Linked DNA regions of Mus musculus: region 1 is linked to region 2. A link is a loop called in an ENCODE intact Hi-C map of the cell type or tissue named here. Cell type or tissue: heart. All regions are shown on one strand. Links, peaks and the distances in the headings refer to the core of each region. The heading gives the core; the rest is flanking DNA. Region 1 holds the start of Calcoco1 (calcium binding and coiled coil domain 1). Region 2 holds the start of Atf7 (activating transcription factor 7).

Region 1 (5,377 bases), core at 262-5,261, 97 kb before region 2:
CAGCGCTCTTAACCACTACTGAGCCATCTCTCCAGCCCTCAGCATCTCTCTTGATGTCTCTGCTATGCTAGCTGGCCTGTGAGGGTCAGGGCAATTGACCATCTTGACACAGAAATGCTGCATGTCAGGCTATAGAGATGGCTCAGCGGTTAAGGTGCACTGACTGCTCTTCCAGAGGTCCTGAGTTCAATTCCCAGTCAACCACATGGTGGCTCACAACCATCTGTGATAGGGATCGGATGCCCTCTTCTGGTGCGTCTGAAGACAGCGACAGTGGACTCACATGCATGAAATAAATAAATAAACCTTGAAAAAGAAGAAAAAGAAAAGAAACGCTGCACACCATCTCATCCTCCTTCTCCAAACGGCGCTGGGGATTGCGCTCAGATTACTAGGTTTCTTTAACAAGTGCTTTAACTTGATGGGGCATCTCGCCAGCCTCTTCTGTTGTGATAAGGTCTCCTACAGCTAAAACTGACTCCTAAACTGGGTATGTAGCTAAGGATGATCCTGCACACCTGATAGTTCTGCCTCTGGCTCCAAGTTGATTATGAGTATATGCTACCATGCTCCACTTTATGCCATGCGGGGTATCAAACCCAGCACCTCTGCAGTTTTGTTTTCATTTTGCTATGATGCATGTGTTAAGTTCAAGGGAATGTGCCATTTTGAATTCCTCTCTAGGCTCCGGTGAGCATCACTGAGTCCCATTTCTGAATCTTGGCTTCAACCTAGAATAAGTTTCCTTTTTCTACCTGGTCCCCATCCTTTTATTATTTATTTATTATATGTAAGTACACTGTAGCTGTCTTCAGAGACACCAGAAGAGAACATCATATCTCATTACAGATGGTTGTGAGCCACCATGGGGTTGCTGGGATTTGAACTCAGGACCTCTGGAAAAGTAGTCAGTGCTCTTAACTGCTGAGCCATGCTGGGCAGTGGTGGTGCACACCTTTAATCCCAGCACTCTGGAGGCAGAGGCAGGCAGATTTCTGAGTTCGAGGCCAGCCTGGTCTACAGCCAGGGCGATACAGAGAAACCCTGTCTTGAACCCACCCCACCCCCCCAAAAAAACCTGCTGAGCCATCTCTCCAGCCCCCACCCCATCCCCATCTTGACAAACTAACCCAATCAAATATATCCTTCAGTATCTGTATTTACCCTTTTAGTGAGACATATGGAACATCCGGCATAACACTAACACATACTTGTTGAATGATGGGGCTTCCCGTTGCCACGTGCCTTCACTGAGCACATAAGAGCTCAGTGAATATTTATCCCCTGACTAACACTGCTTCTTACAACAACAGAATTTAAAGCCACATTAATACAGTGCTGACTACTGGAACTTGAACCCTGATTCTGCCACTTAGCTGGATTAACCTCACGAATTACTCAGCTGTCTGAGTGTTGCTCTCATTACACGTAAAATGGGGATGATAATAGGGCATACGTTATGGCTGTTTAAAAACGCTGTAAGCATCCCAAACATGGAAGTTGTTATTACCTTAGCTCTATTTGAGACTGAGATTTTTACAAGCTTTCATTCTGAATGCAGACAAAATAAACATTTGAGACTTGAGTCTTTGGACAGGCTTCACTCGTAGCTAACCCAGGACCTTGAACTATCTCCCCATCCAGCAGCTTGTGCCCTAACTCATAAATCCTGACTAATGACACAGACATGTCATCTTAATGTTTGTGCAGCCCAGTGACTTAATGCTTGGAGATCTTCAAATGAAAGGCACCCAAGGACAGCATCAAATACCCTATTCAATCTTAAAAGGAAAAAAAAAAAAAAAACTACCAAAAAAAAAAAAAAAGTAAAAGAAGAGGCGCCGCCAGAACCTACTGCCACAGATAATTAGAATGGACCCAACCAGGAGAGGACAGCTGTCTTTCCGGCATAACTATTTATTTGTGAGACAGGGTCTCCTGTGTAGCCTGAGTCAGAATCGAAATCTCCAGGATCTCCCTGCCTCTGCCTCTTCAATTGCTAGGGTTATAGGTGTGTAGCATTACATCTCACTTAATCCTTTAATATTGAGAAAGGGGGGGGGGGTTGAACTCTTCCAGGGTTGGAGGCCACCCACAACGATGAGGACGGTTCAAGTCCTTAAGTGACTGCGGTGTGGGAACAGTGTGACTCTTTCGCCTATCAAAACAAAACAAAACAAACAAACAAACAAAAAACAACCCTATAGCAACAATTGTATTGTTGCTCTAATTAATTTAAGCCAGTTAAAAGGCTTGGGCAAACAAGCCTCTCTAAGTAGCTTGTTGTGAGCTGTGGCAGTCCTGCCAAGCTCTCTCTTCAACCGCATGCTTTTCATTCCACAGCCTAGCCACCATTTCAAGCTATGTCCCCTAATCCTAGCCCCAGAAGCCACTCCAGGGGGAGCACGTGCAGGTGTGGTATGTGTGTGTGTGTGTGTGTGTGTGTGTGTGTGTGTGTGTGTGTGTTATCGGACCCCTTGGCATGGAAATCTTCTCAAGCTGGAACCAAACAGTAAGCTTTGAGACTTTTACAAGCTCTGTCAACCCTGAAGTCAGAACAAGCTAAAAATAAATAACCACTACCACCCCTGTGAGTTTCCCCACCCACAACATGGTGGCTGTAGCTCGTAGCTTGGGAGAGGCCTGGCAGAGTTCTACAGTTTCATAGCCCTGACCCTAGAGGATTCCTTAGACAAGTTTTTTCTTTTGTAAGTAGATATAACACTACAGCCTATCTTGTAAAAGCGAACAAGAAGGCTGTGCTGGAAGCGTTCCGCCCCACCGAAAAGAGCTGTGCAGAACGCGTTAAAGCCGTCAACTCTCCCACTAAGCATGCTACGAACCAGCAGCCTCCACTAGATCAGCCTGCCCTTTCTTAAGGAATCATGGGCCGTGAAGTCCTTTGGAAGACACACCCTCCTGAACTGCCTCGGGAGTAAGAACTACATCTCCCGGGATGCCACGCTGAGTCCATCACCGCCCCGCCCTCTTCCCCGCCCCTCGCGCGCAGCCTCCTGGGACATGTAGTTCCACAGGTAGAAAAGTAGACAGTGTCGAGTCATAGAAGAACCACAAGCCCCAGAAGCTCTCGCGTCACTCTTCCCCTCCCCTCCTATAGTCGGAGTGCTGTTTTTGTTGTTGGTGAAAGGTGAGGGGAACAGCTGATCCGTCCGTGGGGTAAGAAACTTGGCCTAACTGAGGGTGGGCTTACGCGGGGGTGGTCAGCCCGCTTCTCAGCCTGCGAAAGGCTAATCCGAGAGAACTGTAGAAGAGGACGGTAGGAGCGTTTAGGTTTTAATACTTTACGCACTAAGGAAGCCTCCCCCACGTTTCGGTTTTGTTGGTTTCAAGGGGGGCCTTGAGGAGTAGCCCGCATTGTCCTCACTTTCTTGCGGGGCCTCCTCAGTAAAGCTCGATCCGATTATGGAAGCTTGAAGGGACTGAAATATTTGCTTAATCTTTTCCAGGCAAGTCTTTGCCCTCACAGACCTTCTCTCTCTTACCCAAATCCAAAGATCCAAAGGCCTTTACTACGCTGAATCCCTGAGGGGAAAACTTCCAACTTGTGGAACGCCAAAACGCTGAGAGCCCTACAGTGGAGAGGGGACACACACACACACGCACACACAGAGAGGGAGAGAGAGAGAGAATGCATTTGAACATCAGCATCTGACCACATACACTTTCAGTTCTGAAGAATATCTGCAGCTGTTACAGATTGTCTTTGTGGGAAAGGAGGGGTTTGGGGTTCTCAACGGGTAGAACTTTAGAGACAGATCTCACTCTAACCTAAGAAGACTTATATTGAAGAAAACACGGAGTAGCTGTAATGAGAGATTTTTCATAGATGAAAAAAAAAAAGCCGACAAAGAAACTGTTTCCTATTGCATTGCTGGCCCACCTTTCCTTCTCCATGGAGTGTTTAATTTCTTTTAAAGTTCCTCCCCCACTGTCTCAGCCTGGTGTGGGTTTGTGATGTTTGGGGGTGTGCATATGACTAGTGGTGATGTCTGATTGGACACATCAGCTGCACCTGACACAGGAAGCAGATGTGTGGGCTAGAGAAAAGGGCTGCCTCCCCGCTCTGGACTGAGGTGTATTTTTTTTTTAAGTTAATATACAGTGAGTTTCATTTCAAACATGTACACCATCCATACTTTGTTCTTATTCATCTCTGAGTACTACTCTGTTTTAACTTTTTTTTTTTTACTTCTGTGTGTGTGTGTCTGTCTGTCTGTGTCTGTGTGAAGATAGGTGTACAGAAGTCTGAGCACAGCTTGGGGATATCAGTTCTCTTCTCCCAACCTTGAGTTGGTGGCAAGCACCTCTACCCACCCAACTATTCTACCCCCTGAACTCTTGATTGTTGTTGTTGCTATTATTATTATTATTATCTATTTTCCAATTAGTTCTCCCTAGCTAACTCCATTTTATCTGCTTATCTCCTGCCATTAACCCAAACATATGTCAAGATTTGGACTCTTAGAATTGAGGCTAAGAGGAGCCAACAAGAAAATGGGTATAGGGTACTGGAGCTGGGCTAACACCCAAACAAATCATTAGCTTTCTAGCTCTGCTCCCGTCAAGATGGGGGTGGGGGGGGGGAGAATGTTTCTCGTTGATCTCTGCCTTTTCTCAACGCCGAATGTATATTTCCCCTTCTCAGGGCCCCTGACTTACCCTATTTCTAACCTGTTTCCCTGCCTAAGGGCGGGGCTTTCCTGGCTCCAGGCCCCCACATTCCATCTCTGCACACCACCACCTTCCTACTGAATATTTCACTCCACCCTTGAACTGCCACCTCCAGAAGTTTTGATTTCCTGGAATAGAAGTTGAAGGACAGAACCTGTCTTTCCTATTATCCTCCCCTTCTCTAGCCTTGGAGGAAAGCCAAAGCTCGCCTTCTTCTGCTTCCCTAGAGTTGATCGAGATAGGCAACTCACGGATCGGTGCCCCCAAGAGCAGGTGCTCCAAGAGCAGAGGACCCAGGATTAGGTTGTTGATCCCCCAAACCGTAGTCCCCTCTGAAGACCCATCATCGTGATTGGTAAAGAAGGTTGAACAAGCTTAGGCATATGTAAGCAAGACCTGCTTAAACTGAGAGAGGCCCACACTTCCATTGGATTTTGAATTTTAGAGCCAGACATTATAGGGGGTCAGTTACATCGGGAAACCAAAAGAATCTGGAATTCCCAAGGATGTTGAGAGATGAAAGGGAGAGACAGAGATGGGCAGAGACCGAGATGCTGGGTCAGTGGGGCAATGAAAAGGATTAGAAATTAGACAGGTGAGGGCCTGTAAGCCAAAGAGGATACAACATGACAGGGTAGGAAGTTGACTTGGAAGACCTATGGCCCAGGAATTAAAAGTGATACCT
Region 2 (5,377 bases), core at 64-5,063:
TGAAGCATGCCTGTAATCCTAGCACTCTGGACAGAGGAAAAGCATTTAGAACACATATTCTAAGTTACCCAGATAGTCAGACCCTGTCTCAAACAAACAAACAAAGAAAAAAAAAAAAAGAAAAAGAAAAAAAGAAGAGAAAAGAAAAGAAAAGAGAAGAAAAGAAAAGAAAAGAAAAGAAAAGAAAAGAAAAGAAAAGAAAAGAAAGACTGTGTTAGGTGTTGATATTTAGCTCAGTGCTGGAGTACAAGGCCCTGGGCTCAGTGCCTAGAACAGAGAAGAAAACAGCTTCAAAGGGGGAACAGAGCCCATTACCACCCCTCCACCCCACCTCACCCCTTCTTCTGCCCTACCCCATACAGCCACACACTGGGCAGAGACTATGGCTACAATATTGCTACTGTTATAAAGAAGAAAACACAACTAGTTAGCTGTCGGGATCCCTGGAATCCCTTGTCAACTCTACTTAAATCTGTTCAATTCTTAAGCTTTTATTTACAGTAACACAAACACAAAAAGTACCATCTTAACCACATAATTTGTGTGTGTTCATGTGTATCACAGACTGGTCTCAAATTCACAGAGACCTGCCTGCCTCTTCTTCAGGATAAGTTTTTCAAATGTAGCTCTTATATTTGATGTTCTCCTGAAAGTCTCAAGGCTGTCTCTTAATAATTCAACTCCTCAGGCTAAAGAGATGGCTCAGCAGTTAAAAGAGGACAGACCATTCTTCCAGAAGACCTTGTTTCTAGTCCCAGCACTGACACTGCAGGTCTCAACCATTTGTAACTTTAGTTTCAGGGTACCTGGTGCCCTCTTCTTGCCTCCACAGGTAGGCATCTGGTATGTAGATGGTATACATTCAGGCCAGACAAGTGGCTCATACTTAATACAAGTACTTAGGTGGAGGCTGACACAGGAAAATGAGTTTCAGGACAGCTTGGCTTCAAAATAAGCCCTGCCTCATTCATAAATAAATAAATAAATAAATAAATAAATAACTTTCTCAAGAGGACTTCTCTCAATACTAGCAATAGTGTTTTTCCCCTCTTAGAGTTGCTTTCGGTCTCATTACCCTGAAAAGCTCTTCACTTTCTGAAGTAAGTATAATTATTGACTTATGACCTATCTCTCCCTCAACCGTAAAATAAAAATTCTGTCAGAGAAATTTTCCACATGACCAGGACAGTGTTGTGTGTGCTTTTGTTTTTGACGTAGTATGTGCTGTTGGTATTTCAATAAAATACTTGCTGGGTAACATATACAAATTTTAAAAAAAAAAATCACTGTGCTGTGGCTTCACACTGAGCTACACTAACAGTCCTACTTTCTCTCTGTAAGTGTGTGTGTGTGTGTTGTTCACAGGTATGGAGGGTTGTCCAAGAGACCAGATGACAACTTCAGGTTTGGTTCCTCAGAGCTATCCCCCTTATTTTTATTGTTTGTTTAACGCGGGATTTCCCACTGGCCCAGAAGGCTAGACTGGTGATCATCCATGGTCTTTTGGGGGTGGGGTGGGGGGTTGTTGAGACAAGGATAGCGCTGGCTGTCCTGGAATTCGCTATGTAGACCAGGCTGGCCTCGAACTCACAGAGATCCGCCTGCCTCCATGTGGCGATTAGAGGCGGGCGCCGCCGCGGTGAGGCTGGAGTTGAACGTACTTCCTCACACTACCATCGTAGCTCACACACAGCACACACCGGGCAGGGGCTTCGGCCAGTGAGGTGCTGTCAAGTGTAAAGCAGAAAGTGCAAGCAGTCACCTGCTCGGATCGACTCTTGCTTAACTTCCTCCACACAACTAATGACCAGCTTGGTGACTGAAGTCCCTCTCTTGGCTCCGCTCCCTTAATTCCCCTTTATCCGAGGGCTGCCTGAGACACTCTCAGTCCCTCCCTGCCTTTGCTTCACCTTCGGACCTCCACAGCTACAGACAGATCGGCAGCGTTAGACGCCAGGGCCGCTCTCCCCGCGCTGCCCACACTTTGCAGCCGAACACGTGCGAGTCGTGTGTACAGCGCTCGCCCAACCTTCCACTCAAGCCACGCTCACAGCAAGCCCCGCCCCTAGGCCCTGGTCCAACTCAGCCCCACGAGTCGCGCCCTCGCCCCCACTTCTCGCGAGAAGTGAACACGCCTGGCCGGACGGGAGGAAAGTATCTGCTCCGCTGAGGGGGGAAAGGAGGAGCAGGAGACAGATTGTGGGACCGAGCGCGGGCGGGCGGGAGGCGCCGGAGCTACCAGCGGGTGAGTCCTGTTAACATTAGCTAGTCCGTGGCCTGACAGGAGTCTCTCCTTCTACTCTGGCCAGTCCCAGCGTCCCGGGCCGGGGTCTCCCCTCCCAGTCTGTTGGACGGGGGCGCTGAGGCGGTGGCCAGGCCTGTCTGAGGAAGAGGGTGGGGCGTAGGCTAAAGACAACCAATAGGAGAGAAGGAAGCCACAATTGGCGGCCATGAGCGCTAATGGGAGATCGCCTTTACCTTGCGGAGTGCCGCCCTCTTCTCTTCTCCCGCCTCCTTCCTTTTGGAGGAAGGCGGGGCCAGAGGACTGAAGTGTGGGGAGAACTTGGGGTAAGTAGCCCCGGGGGGCACAGGGCGTGGCGAGGAAAGGGGGGTTGAATCCTGAGGGAAGCGAAGTCTAGTGGAAGTCTAATGGAGGGATCTTGGAGTGGAAGATAGAGGAGGACTGCTAAACTAGGTTGAAGACTCAAAAGATTTCCCAAAAAGTGGGTTTAGGGCTTGGCACTGCAGAAGGCAGAGGTAAATAGGCAGGAGGTAGGTTTGGGTGACGAGAGCCTGGCTCAGGTGAAAGCACGCGTTGTGTGGTCGAAGTGGAGCATTGGGAAACGGGGGTCCTGGCGTTTCGATTGAATTCAGAAGAATCTGAGCAAGAGACACGGTGTCAGAAAGTATGGATCTGGACAGATTAAGTGGATGAGTTTAGGAGGACATGTGAGTGGGTTGGGTTGCTAGAAGGCATCGCTTCGGTGATAATATGGAAATCCAGAGGGTAAGGGGGGATATTTGGAGAAGAGACAGCGACTGACATACAGTCTGGTTCTTTCTTCAGTCGGGAGACCGCCAGGATACTGCTTAGTGTTTTTTGGTGGATATGGCACCCAGACTGGTGACCAGCCAGCCAAAATGCTGGCCCGGGGGTTGAGAAGAAGAAAAGTAGGGCGCTACTCTGATTGTCATTTTTCCAGTGTTCCACTTTCCAAGTTTCATTTCTTTCAGAACACAGGGATGTGGGCCTGGGACTTCGCAGTCCAAGTTGGAGACCCGTTGGGACTTCTATGTTGCTCTGAAATGCTTATTATGTGCACTCACTGGGGTGTTTACTACCCAGGGCACCTCCTACCCAGATTCCCGTGTTACTACTTTCCTAACTTTGTTTTCTGCTTAGCAGAGGGTGTTTTAATATCTCTCAGGGTTCATATGAAGTATAGGTTTGTGGAGATGTGCAGGTTTTTTTTTTTTTTTAATTTCAGCAAACTCATTTGTTTCCTATGTTTAAAATTTTTTCAGCAGTATAATTTCTGAAGAAACTATAGGTACTCTAAACACTAACAAATAAATTTTGTTTCCTTAAATGTGAATTTTCCCTTTCGTTCATTAAGAGTTATTTAATGGATGATTGAACTTAATCTTAATTATCTTGTATATTTTCTTGTTTATTAATTGGGGCAGTGTTTCATATAGCCCAAGTACACCTCAGACTGAGATAACTGAGGGTGACCATGATCCTCCACCCACCTCCCAAGTGCTGGGATAATAGGTGTGTACCACCATATCCAGTTTATGTAGTACTAGGGTTCTCAGGGTCTTATACATGGTAGGTAAGAACTCTGCCATGTGAGCTACAGTCTTTAGCCCTTGTGTGTGTGTGTGTGTGTGTCTGTGGTTTATGTAGTGTGTCATGTAGCCCATACTAGCTTTGAACTCATTTTTAAATTTCTGATCCTTCTATCTCCACGTACCAAGGGTTGATACAAGCATTCGCTTCCATGCCCAGTTTATCAGTTTATGTGGCGCTGGGGATTGAACCTAGGGCTTTGTGCATGCACTGTACCCATTGAGCTTTATCCCCAGTCCACTTTTTATATTTTGAGTGGTGTGAGTGAAATAGACTCATAGTTCAGGAAATTGAACATTTTCTCATGTTTTCTTTGCATCCAGATTTACAAAAAAGAGCTATCATAGTATTTTAGGACAAGGGTTGAGGAACTCAAACACAATTTGTTTTTAAGCATGGGGGATGTAAAGTAAGTGGAAGCTATTGCGAAACTCAACATGACTGTAAGAAAAGAAGCTAAAGAAAAGGTTGGCAGCCATACGAAGTAGTCTTACCAGTTTGTTCTTAATTCTGTACAGAAAAGGGACAGGACATTGCCCTTTGTTTAGTAGTTGTATATCACTTAATAGTGAGTTAAGACTCAAACAGCTAATTAATAACTTTCTTTGCATAGGTTATATTCCTTCTACCGCCCCCCACCACCACCTTTTGGCATTTGTGCATGCATGAGTGTGTGAGTGTGTGTGTTGTAGGGATTTATAGTGGTACTTAAGTTAGAGCTTGTGCATGCCAGGAGAGCATTCTACCAGTGAGTTATAACCCTACCTCTTTTATTTTTGAGAATTGAAGTACTACTAAAGAAAAAACACAGATCATGTGGTTTTGTATTAACCCCTGTTCTTCAGCAGCCAGTTGAAGTGTTTCTCCTTGGCTAGAAATTGTCCCTATATAAACACTGAGACTGATCAACTACCAAACCTTTACTATTAGCTACTGAATTGGGTTTCAACTGGGAGCATTTGCTACTGAACAGTAGCAAATTTTCTAGGCAGTAGTCTTCCCCTCCCCCATCCAAAAAAAAAAAATCAGTGAGAGAACAAAGTCCCTTGTTTTGATCTTCCAATCTAAAACTTGTGATGGCTTTAACTTGAAAATTCTTAAGTACAATGCTTGTTTCTCCTCTCTTGGGCAGTATTCCCACCTGACCAAAAGATGGATATTGGGGTCTAGATATGTAGCTGAGTAGGAAGAATGCTTGCTTAGCATGTGTGAACCCTGTTACTACATAAAACTGGACATGATGGTGCACACCTGTAATCTTAGCACTGGAGAAGTGGAGGCAGGGACCAAGACCATTCTTGTCTACGTGGGCAGTATGAGTCCAGCTTAGGCAGCATGGGACTGTGTCTCAAGAGAGAAACAAGAAGAAAAACAATTCATTGGAAAGTTTGTTAGTTGATAGTAAATTTGTTAAAAGTTTTCACTTAAATTTAATGTCACACTAGTCAGCAACATTGAGGGTCACTTACAAGGGCTAGAATGCTAATGTTACTGTATCTTGTCCTTTTTTCCTTTCCTAACTCT

What was found. Peaks named below come from ENCODE experiments on the same cell type or tissue, not always from the same donor. Only the 100,000 strongest peaks of a DNase experiment are listed, where the experiment ranks them.
Region 1: a loop joins it to region 2, with 2.1 times the contacts of the local background. A loop is called at or near these places in 2 of 42 quality-filtered maps.

Annotation. Positions count from the first base shown.
Region 1 is chr15:102,719,847-102,725,223 of GRCm38, reverse strand. It overlaps Calcoco1 (calcium binding and coiled coil domain 1), which reads left to right and starts at 3,046. Exons shown (of 15, transcript NM_026192.3): 1 at 3,046-3,177. In heart, for the core only: no CTCF peak of the experiment used is centred there; a DNase peak (open chromatin) is centred at 3,003; H3K4me3 peaks cover 1,901 bases; H3K27ac peaks cover 1,553 bases; H3K27me3 peaks cover 245 bases.
Region 2 is chr15:102,622,230-102,627,606 of GRCm38, reverse strand. It overlaps Atf7 (activating transcription factor 7), which reads left to right and starts at 2,143. Exons shown (of 12, transcript NM_001310067.1): 1 at 2,143-2,245. In heart, for the core only: no CTCF peak of the experiment used is centred there; DNase peaks (open chromatin) are centred at 2,126 and 2,426; H3K4me3 peaks cover 2,247 bases; H3K27ac peaks cover 2,003 bases.